Linked DNA regions of Homo sapiens: region 1 is linked to region 2. A link is a contact called in ENCODE Hi-C or POLR2A ChIA-PET data. All regions are on one chromosome and are shown on one strand. The core of a region is the stretch at or near the end of the contact, and the rest is flanking DNA. Distances in the headings are between cores, read along the strand shown.

What was found. A loop is a pair of places that touch in the nucleus more often than their neighbours do. ChIA-PET counts read pairs that join two places held with the same protein, here RNA polymerase II (POLR2A).
Region 1: a loop to region 2 is called in a map of PC-3, with 2.9 times the contacts of the local background. The contact joins two enhancer-like sites. A Hi-C loop is called at or near these places in 2 of 168 maps with a recorded cell type or tissue (PC-3 and psoas muscle). POLR2A ChIA-PET finds 5 or more read pairs at or near these places in 2 of 52 experiments (H1 and WTC11).

What each region holds. Positions count from the first base shown.
Region 1 is chr12:46,671,561-46,675,993 of GRCh38, forward strand. No RefSeq gene overlaps it. Among named protein-coding and RNA genes, the nearest start is that of SLC38A4, 150 kb to the right of the region's middle. Within about 2 kb of position 2,736, at least 3 of the 41 ENCODE cell types and tissues checked have a DNase peak (open chromatin) inside an H3K27ac peak, as active enhancers do.
Region 2 is chr12:46,769,029-46,773,426 of GRCh38, forward strand. It overlaps SLC38A4 (solute carrier family 38 member 4), which reads right to left. Exons shown (of 17, transcript NM_018018.5): 15 at 256-400. Among named protein-coding and RNA genes, the nearest start is that of SLC38A4, 55 kb to the right of the region's middle. Within about 2 kb of position 1,588, at least 3 of the 41 ENCODE cell types and tissues checked have a DNase peak (open chromatin) inside an H3K27ac peak, as active enhancers do.

The DNA of each region.
Region 1 (4,433 bases), core at 1,486-3,985, 96 kb before region 2:
CATTTAGAACTTTCTGTTTGCATTCAATGGTCATCTTAGTCTATTTTATCTTTCTCAGGTTGGAGCATTAAAGTTATGTTATCATCATAAAACGTACTGGGATATTCCCCTAACTTCAACCTCAACATACAGCAGTATACAAATGCTGATTCCTAGAAAAGTTCTCATGATTCCCTGGTATAATGAAAAAAAAAAATAAGGAAGATGCAATGGGTTTTATAACGTCATTTGATTTAAAGAATAGTCCTTAATTCTGATCTTATGCACTTCCCATATTCTCAATGTTAGATTATTTATTCTTTTGCAAAATGATTCTGCTGATAAATGGTAATAAAAAAGAATGTTTCTACTACAAAAATTAAAACCTGGCAATCCCATGTTGGTCTCTCCAACTTTTCCCCTTAGCTCTCATAGTTTTTGAAATCCAAAGTTTGAAACCGTTTGTCTAGAACAATTTAAAGAGCATGTAATTAAATATAAAATAATTTGTGCCTTGAGAATTGGAGCTATTCTGAAGCAGTATGAAAGAGTGGTAGAGAATAGGAACTTTGAACCGTGTGGCCTCTAGCAGTCACTTAACCATTCCAAGAATCATTTTACTCCCTTGTAGAACAGGGCTAATAAGTAGGTACCTTTTAGGTCTATTATAAGGTCATATGTTATAAGATACTTAGCATAATATTGTACATATAGTAAGTACCTGATATGGCTTGGCTCTGTCTCCACCCAAATCTCAACTTGAATTGTATCTCCCAGAATTTCCATGTGTTGTGGGAGGGACCTGGGGGAGGTAATTGAATCACGGGGACCGGTCTTTCCCGTGTTATTCTCGAGACAGTGAATAAGTCTCACGAGATCTGATGGGTTTATCAGGGGTTTCCACTTTTGCTTCTTCCTCATTTTCTCTTGCTGCTGCCATGTAAGAAGTGCCTTTCACCTCCCAATATGATTCTGAGGCCTCCCAGGCCATGTGGAACTGCAGGTCCAATTAAACCTCTTTTTCTTCCCAGTCTCGGGTGTGTCTTTATCAGCAGCATGAAAACAGACTAATACAGTACTCAATAAATATTAGCTATTTTCATTACTAGTATTTTGATATTTTTCTCTGAATATATTTTGTTCTTAAAATGTTTTCTGTTCTTGATTTAATTTTTAAAACTTTTTGAATTGAAGTATAACATATATATTTAAAAATGCAGAAATCAAAGTGTATTACTTAATATTTAAAACAAATCAAACATATCCATGTAACGACCTAGGTCAAGAAATAGAATATTACCAGCATCTCAAGAATCTCCCATACAGACACATACAAGCACCCTACCAATGAAAAGTATCCATTATATATAATTCTCCTCAAAGGTATCCTTATTTCTAACACCATAGATTATTTTTCTGTTTTTGAAATTTTTATAAATAGAAGTATACAATATATAATATGTAATTTTTTTTGGTCTGGAATCCATTGCCTGAAATCGTATTTTTAAGAGTCAAGTGTGTTGGTGTGACATGTTTGGCTCTGTGTACCCACCCAAATCTCATCTCAAACTGTAATCCCCATGTGTCGAGGGAGGGACCTTTAATCTCCACATGTCGAGGCAGGGAGGTGATTGGATCAATGGGGGTGGTTTTCCCCATTCTGTTCTCGTGATAGTGAATAAGTTCTCATGAGATCTGACGGTTTTATAAGTGTTTGGAAGTTTCTCCCTCACTCTTTTTTCTCTCCTGATGCCTTGTGAAGAAGGTGCCTGCTTCCTCTTCACCTCCCACCATGATTGTAAGTTTCCTGAGTCCTCCCCAGCCATGTGGAGCTGTGAGTCAATTAAACCTCTTTCCTTTATAATTTTCCCAGTCTTGGGTGTTTCTTTAAAGCACAGTGAAAATGAACTAATACAGTGCATGCAGCTACAGATTTTTCATATTAATGTATAGTATCCAATTGTGTGATTAGAACACAATTTATTTATTCATGCTAATATTGATGGATTGTTTCCAATTTCATGATATATCATCAAAATATAATCACATTATTGGTCTTTTTAAGAACCAACTTTTGGATTTGTTAATATACTACTGGCTTTATGCTAGCTAATTAAGATCTGCTTTTATCTTTATTAACTCATTTGTCCTTCTTCCTGGCAGTTTTCTTTCCTAAGTTTAAGTTGAACACTTAGTTTATTTAGCTTAATTTGGTGAAGATGCGTTTGCTTGTCCCAGATTTTTCATGAGATGAGATTTTTCATGAGATGAAGTCTCTTTTTCATGAGATGAAGTCTAAATGCGTTAGGAGGCAAAACTTGGGTGTATTTTTCTGAACACAATTAAATCGCTTTTAAATGTTAGTTTATGATGTTGTGAGTTTTTGTTTTTTTCTTTGCACTTATTTTAGTGGGAAGTTGCACTAGGCTCCATAATTGCTGTCAACCAAATCCTGTATGAAGCTGGAAGTCTGTACTATGGAAAATCTGCTAATTGTATCCATGCTCCCATCCATCCATCCATCCATCTACCCATATATCCATAATTTTATGTGAAATACACCACGAGGTGCTAGAAACATTTAGGTGAACAGATAGAAAGGTTTTCTTAAGGAAGGACAAGAGGGAGCTGCAATTAAACAGGGACTGACAGGATCAATTTGCATTTTAGAAAGGCAATTCTGATGGCAATATGGAGAACAAACTGTAATTCAGCAAATTGGAATGTAGGAGCAGCTCTTCAGAAGAATGGATGACCTTCAGGTGCTCACTGTTCATGAGGAGCTGGTGAGGTGTGGCAGTGGTGCCAGGAGGGAACATTTTTTATTATATAAAGTCTTCATGATGCAACAGATCTATTTTTTTTGGCACACGAATAAGAAACTATGCCCTTAAAGAAGATAAAGTCTCCAATTGTTTCTTTTTAAAAGTTTCTTATCCTAATGTCTAATAGGAATCATTAGAAATTAATATTTTTCTAACTAGAGGCAAGTGATAATGTCTCAAAATTTCCACAGCTGTTTCAAACGAAATCTTAGCATTAATCTATTTCTTTTTCTGTGACATTTTAAATACTAATGTAGCATTCATAACACCTTTCCAGAATCCAAATTATATTTTATAGGAAGTAAAAATGTCTTTGAGCCAGGCTATTCATCCAAAGCATTAAGAGTTTCAGCTAGATAATTAGAGACTGGTTAAAAAAAAATGTGAATATGAAGTAGCAGAGCTAATTCTAATGAACCACCTAGGACGATTAATCTTATAAGTTTAATGTTCTGTCACTTAATATTTAAAAAAAATTTTGGAAATAAAAGACACCATCACATGATGACTAATCGAAGCTGGAGCATTTGAAAGTGATTTGAGAGGGAAAGTGAGAGGTACCTCCTGGTGAATATACTAGCTTAAGGAGCAATGTGGTATTTGGGTTTCTGAACCTGCAGGTTCTACAGCCTTGTGCTTATACCGTGACTCGTGAAGGAAAGGAGGCTGACACAGGTAAAGAAAATACCAGAAGTGTCATAAAAGAGGATTTGGTAATTCAGCAAAGCTCTGAGTCAGTAACTACCACAGGTCTGGCATGGCAATTGCAGGCCATGGATTATTAAAACGGCCTTGTTTGAAATGAAATTTAAAAATGGAGGTCTTAGCCCTGGATCTCCTTTTTGTAAATAGCATTTTTAGAGAACTGACCACAATGCTTGAAAAAGGTTACAATTCATCAACCTAAGCCACCCATTTATGGTTTGGTGTTGATGCTTTTCTCTACTCACTCTCTAAGGTTAGTTAAGATGTTGTTAGATTGTTTTCTCACCTTGATTTAGAAGAGAATGATGGTCCCTGGCTGGACAGGCACAAGGATATCTCTCTAGGGTGGTGAGGGGTGAGGAATGAGGGCAGATTGGGGATGAGGGAAGTGGAGGGAGAGATGGGAGGAGGAAAATAGCATGTGGAATTAAACACATCCAAAGTTTTTGGTGTTCCTTAGATGACATTTATCAAAACAAATAAATCGTTAAATGGTATTTAGTTGAGCAAGTACAGTAACTGAAAAAAGTAAATGAAGTATGAGTCTACTATATAATCAGAGTTTTAAATTCTTATTTTACTTTTTCTTCAATATGTAGTCTTAAGAATTATATGAGAGATGAATTCTTTATAAAGAATGAATAAATTCCGGAATCAAGATAAAAGCATTGTAAAGTTATAGTTGAAAGCAAAGGGTGAATATTGGAATTTTCAAAAAAATTTCTAATGCTCCAGCAAGGGGTTTTTAATTTATTTTTTAAACCACTGAATACCAATAGCTTCCAGGAGAGGGGGATAGAGAGTCAATTGATTTGACTGAGGCTCTATTAGAAAATCCAGTTTTAAAAGTTAAACCAGCCTGGCGCCGTGGCGCATGCCTGTAATCCCAGCACTTTGGGAGGCCGAGGTGGGCGGATCGCTTGA
Region 2 (4,398 bases), core at 338-2,837:
CTTGACTTTTATAGGGGTCAGTTTCCTCATCTATCAGAAAAAGCAGCTTGACTAAATGACCTATAAGGTGGCTCCCAATGTCAGTTAGGAGGAAGAGACAGTGAGCAGCTCAATCACCAGAGCCTCTCAGGGATAAAGGGAATCCATGAGCCTGAGAAAGAACGGGGATCTGGATGACCCAGCACTGGTTCCCTGTCCATCATTTAATGAGGCGTGAGTTTGGGTTGACCAAATTGAAGCCTTTCTGAAACTCACCTATGAATCCGAAGATGTATTTTATAGTTGGCACAAGGATGACCAGAACATTATTAAGTGCAATAAGCACAGCTGCAATCAGGAAATGTCGTATCCAGCTGAAGGGTCGTTTGGGAAATAACAGTGTGATCACTGATGTACGAATCTTAAACAAGAAAGTTCAAAGGCAAGATCATTTCTTTGTTTTTGACTTTATCTATTACTTCAAATATTCTCATCACTCTAATGCATTTTCTTTCCTTTTCTTTTTTCCCAGAAAAGATGTTGATGCTTTTTTCAATTTTTTTATTATTATAAAACATACATAACATAGAATTTACCATCTTAACCATTTTTAAGTGTACAGTTCAGTGGTATTAAGCATAGTCATTTCGGTCAACAACAGACCACATATAAGACAGTGATACCCTAAGGTTGTAATACTGTATTTTTACAGTAGCTTTTCTACGTTTGGAGACACAAATACTTACCATTATGTTACAGGTACCTCCACTATTCAGTACAGTAACATGCTGTACAGGTTTGTAGCCTAGGAGTACTAGGCTATGCCATATAGCCTTAGTGTATAGTAGGCTCCACCAATTAGGCTGCAAGTACAATCTATGGTGTTTGCACAATGACAAAATTGCCTAAAGATGCATTTCTCAGAATATGTCCACATTTGTAAGCAACACATGACTGTACATTCATCTTGTGCAGTCTTGATGCTAACTTTTGATATTTGAAATGGAGTGTCATTTTTTCCTTGGCCTATTTTATAAGACAATATTTTATGCTTTCACTTTCTTAGTTTTCAGAATTTATTGTTAAAAATAATCTCGGTCAGAAAGAGATAACAGGCAAGACACATAATTAAGAAACATAGTAAAACCCTTGTTGATCACAAAACATGTCTCATCAGACTGGATGAGACATTAAGGGCAAGCACTGAATTGATTTACACAAGATTGTGAAAGGAATTTTTATGAATCTAGGTTTTCCTTAATTTTGCATGGTATTTAACATTTTAAAATAAAATTTTAAAATGGTATTTTAAAATTTTGACGTTTTTGTGTTTGCTCCTTCCTCTTTCTCTCCTTTTTAGCTCTCCCTATCAATAGATTGTAAATCTATGAAAGGCAAGGAACAGGACCTAATAATCTAAACATTCCTCAGACTTTCTAGCTTAGTGTTGTGCACACAGCAGGCACTGAATAAAAGCTTAAATTAAATTGAATAGTAGGAATCTTATCCTTCCCTTCAGGATCCTTGACAGATTTCAGCCCTATTTTAGCAGCTGAAATAAGTAGGCGAAGGGTCAAGAGAGCCTCAGTTTGCAGCAGCTGCTCAAGTTACGCTGCTGTAACTGGATAAAGATCCCTGTGGGCAGAGGGAGGGAGTGACATTTGTGTTTGTACAGCTTGACAAAGTTGAAAACACTCTTATCTTTGGAATCTTTTAGAGGACACTTTTTGGACTTAGTGGAATTACTCTATCAGCTTTCCAATAAGTGAATACTTCGGTTAAGCTAGGAGTTCACATTTTTGGAAATGCTGTGATTGATGTTCACTTTAAAATTTTAGTTCTGAAGTCACTTAAGGTGCAGAGATGGGAACTCATTTAAAAGAGAGAAAATGTAAAATATATTTTGAAACATGTATGAATGACAAAAAATTCAAGCTAAATAGCTTGCAGTTTCTCATGTGACATTCCTTTCATACCACTCCACCAAAAATTAAGGCCATCTGTTTAGGCTGAAAAGGCAATTTCATTTCTAGAATGACAAACCAGATAGTCTCTGGAAATAGTTTAAGAATAACTTTGTAAAGGATTTTAAAAATTGGATTAGTGAACATTATGAAACTCATTCTGAAAAGGAAACTGAGGAAAGCAAATGGTGTGATATTGTTTTCCTCAGCAGCCTATAATTCTACATTATGATCTGCAATTAGTGCTTATTCAATATTGTCAAAACTGGTCCAATTAGTAGGCTTACGAATAAGCTTTTTATGGTATATACATAGTGCCAGAGGACTTAATTTGTTTCACAGTGTTAAACAGAATAAATAAGTATGAGATATAGGCTCATTTTCAGAGAATAGTCACAGTTTGTTTTTTAGTCACTTGTTAAAAAGGTGCATTCAAGTCAATAAGCTGAGTTAGAGTGAGTTAGAGGCAGTCCTATATGTCCAGGGCCTCTGAATGTGAAAGCAGTCTCCTGGCTCCCAGAAAGATTAACATTTGGCCTAATGATATGAGATCACAGAAAGTTTATGGCAATAATAGGTAGAACGGTTGGAGTAAATGCAAAAGCTTCTTCCTCTTTCTGAATAAGGAATAGGAAAATTCCAAACAGAACTGAAGGTGGTTTCCAGTGCATTCCTGAAGAGAGCAACAGAGCAAAGAGGGAGGGAGGTACTAGGCTTGTGGTGGTGGTGGAAAAGATCAGGAAGGAAACTTGCTGGTCATTCCATGTTAAAGTGCCTCCCTGAGTAGTGAGCCTAGGACCAAAAGCCCCCAGCAGTTCTGTTTACCTTTGCTAGGGCAGACCACTGGCTGATTCCCACCAAGCCTCATCTGCTCTTCCACTTAGCTATGTGCCTTTTTCTTTACTGACACAAGTCGCTAGGAACCTGGAAATGTGGGTCAGATGCTGTGGGTCAGGGAGGTCCCCAGCACCATCCAGGGCCTCTGACCCACAATGATTCCATTAAGGTTCTATGCAGCTCTAGAGACAACATCTGTTATTTCCAGAGAAAGAGTCCTGAACAGGAGCCTGTTAGGGGGTGCTGTATTCTGATGCAGGGGCCCAATGTGAAGGTCAAAAATGTGGAGGCACAGGAGGAAGTGAGAGTCTTAGTTCTAACTCTTAAAAAAAAAAAAAAAGCCTCTCCCATTGTTTAGACGTAGCTCACACTTTGATTTTGCAGGTTTGCTTAAGGCAAGGATGTTGGAAAACCTACGAATCACTGCTCCACTGCAGTTGATAGCAATATACGCTGCATTTCTATGTTGATATCTATATACACTTCAAAACAGGAGATCTGAAGGCAACATAAGTGAAAAGACTGATTTTAATTATAAGATGAAATACAAGTAGCTAGGGATCTTTTTTCAAAGGCATGGCAGGTGAAATTTTCATCTGTGTGTTCATTATATATCCATTAGGATTATTTGGTTTCTTGTTCTTTATGGAAATATGGAAACTTTACTGCATAAAGGGAAGCATAAGCTGAAAATGACATGATCAGTCCTCTGGAAGGAGGTGCCATTCCATAACTGATACCCCACCCACTACTAAGAGAGAAAGAAATGTTGGGCTGCTAGTGAAAACACTACCTTAATTCATTTCATTTATTCACTTGTTCAACAAATACTACAAGCAGTTACTATGCACCTTTTACTAAAAAGGAAAAAACTAACCTGATTGGAAAAAAGAAAGATAATAAATGAAGTAGAGAAAAACAAACCCCAGTCATATCTTCTCAAGCTCCTAAGAAAGAGAGCCCAGTTACCATGTTGAAAGAAGGAGAACACAAAATAATGCCTAAAGCTGATAGATTTTAATTCAGATTAGGTTTTGTTAGTTTTATTATTAATGTGTGGAGATATCAAGGCAAGTAAATAAACTTACTGGTGAAGAGTTCCTTAAATGAAATAAACTGTCAGGAGAACCATGCTGTGAGTCAGCATTTGACACATTGAAAATCTGAGCCCTAAGTTATACGAAATAAACAAGCAAAAGCGCCAATAACAACTTTTATCATTTTAGTAAAGAAAAAAAATTGAATTTAGCTTCAGAGGACTTGATTGAGATCCACTCACGGAAGTGACCACTCTCTGTCACCTTCTCTGTGTATCCTTCATGTATAGGGAGGTTTGGTTCATTTAGCCCAGATCCTCAACCCAGCTGAATTCGTAGCACATGTCACCAAGGGAAAGAGTGTCTATGCTTTTGCTAGAAAAGGCAGTTTATACATTTCAAGACAAAGCAAGATTCATTTGAAGACCATTTTTCTTCCCAAGCACGACGGAGCTCACCCTCTGTGCCAGTCACTGTGCACATCACCAAGTCCCAGGGACTTATGACTCTGTGGGGCAGTGGAGCACTTACACAGATTATATAAATGTAACATTGCAAGGGTGAGGACAGGATAATGTGCA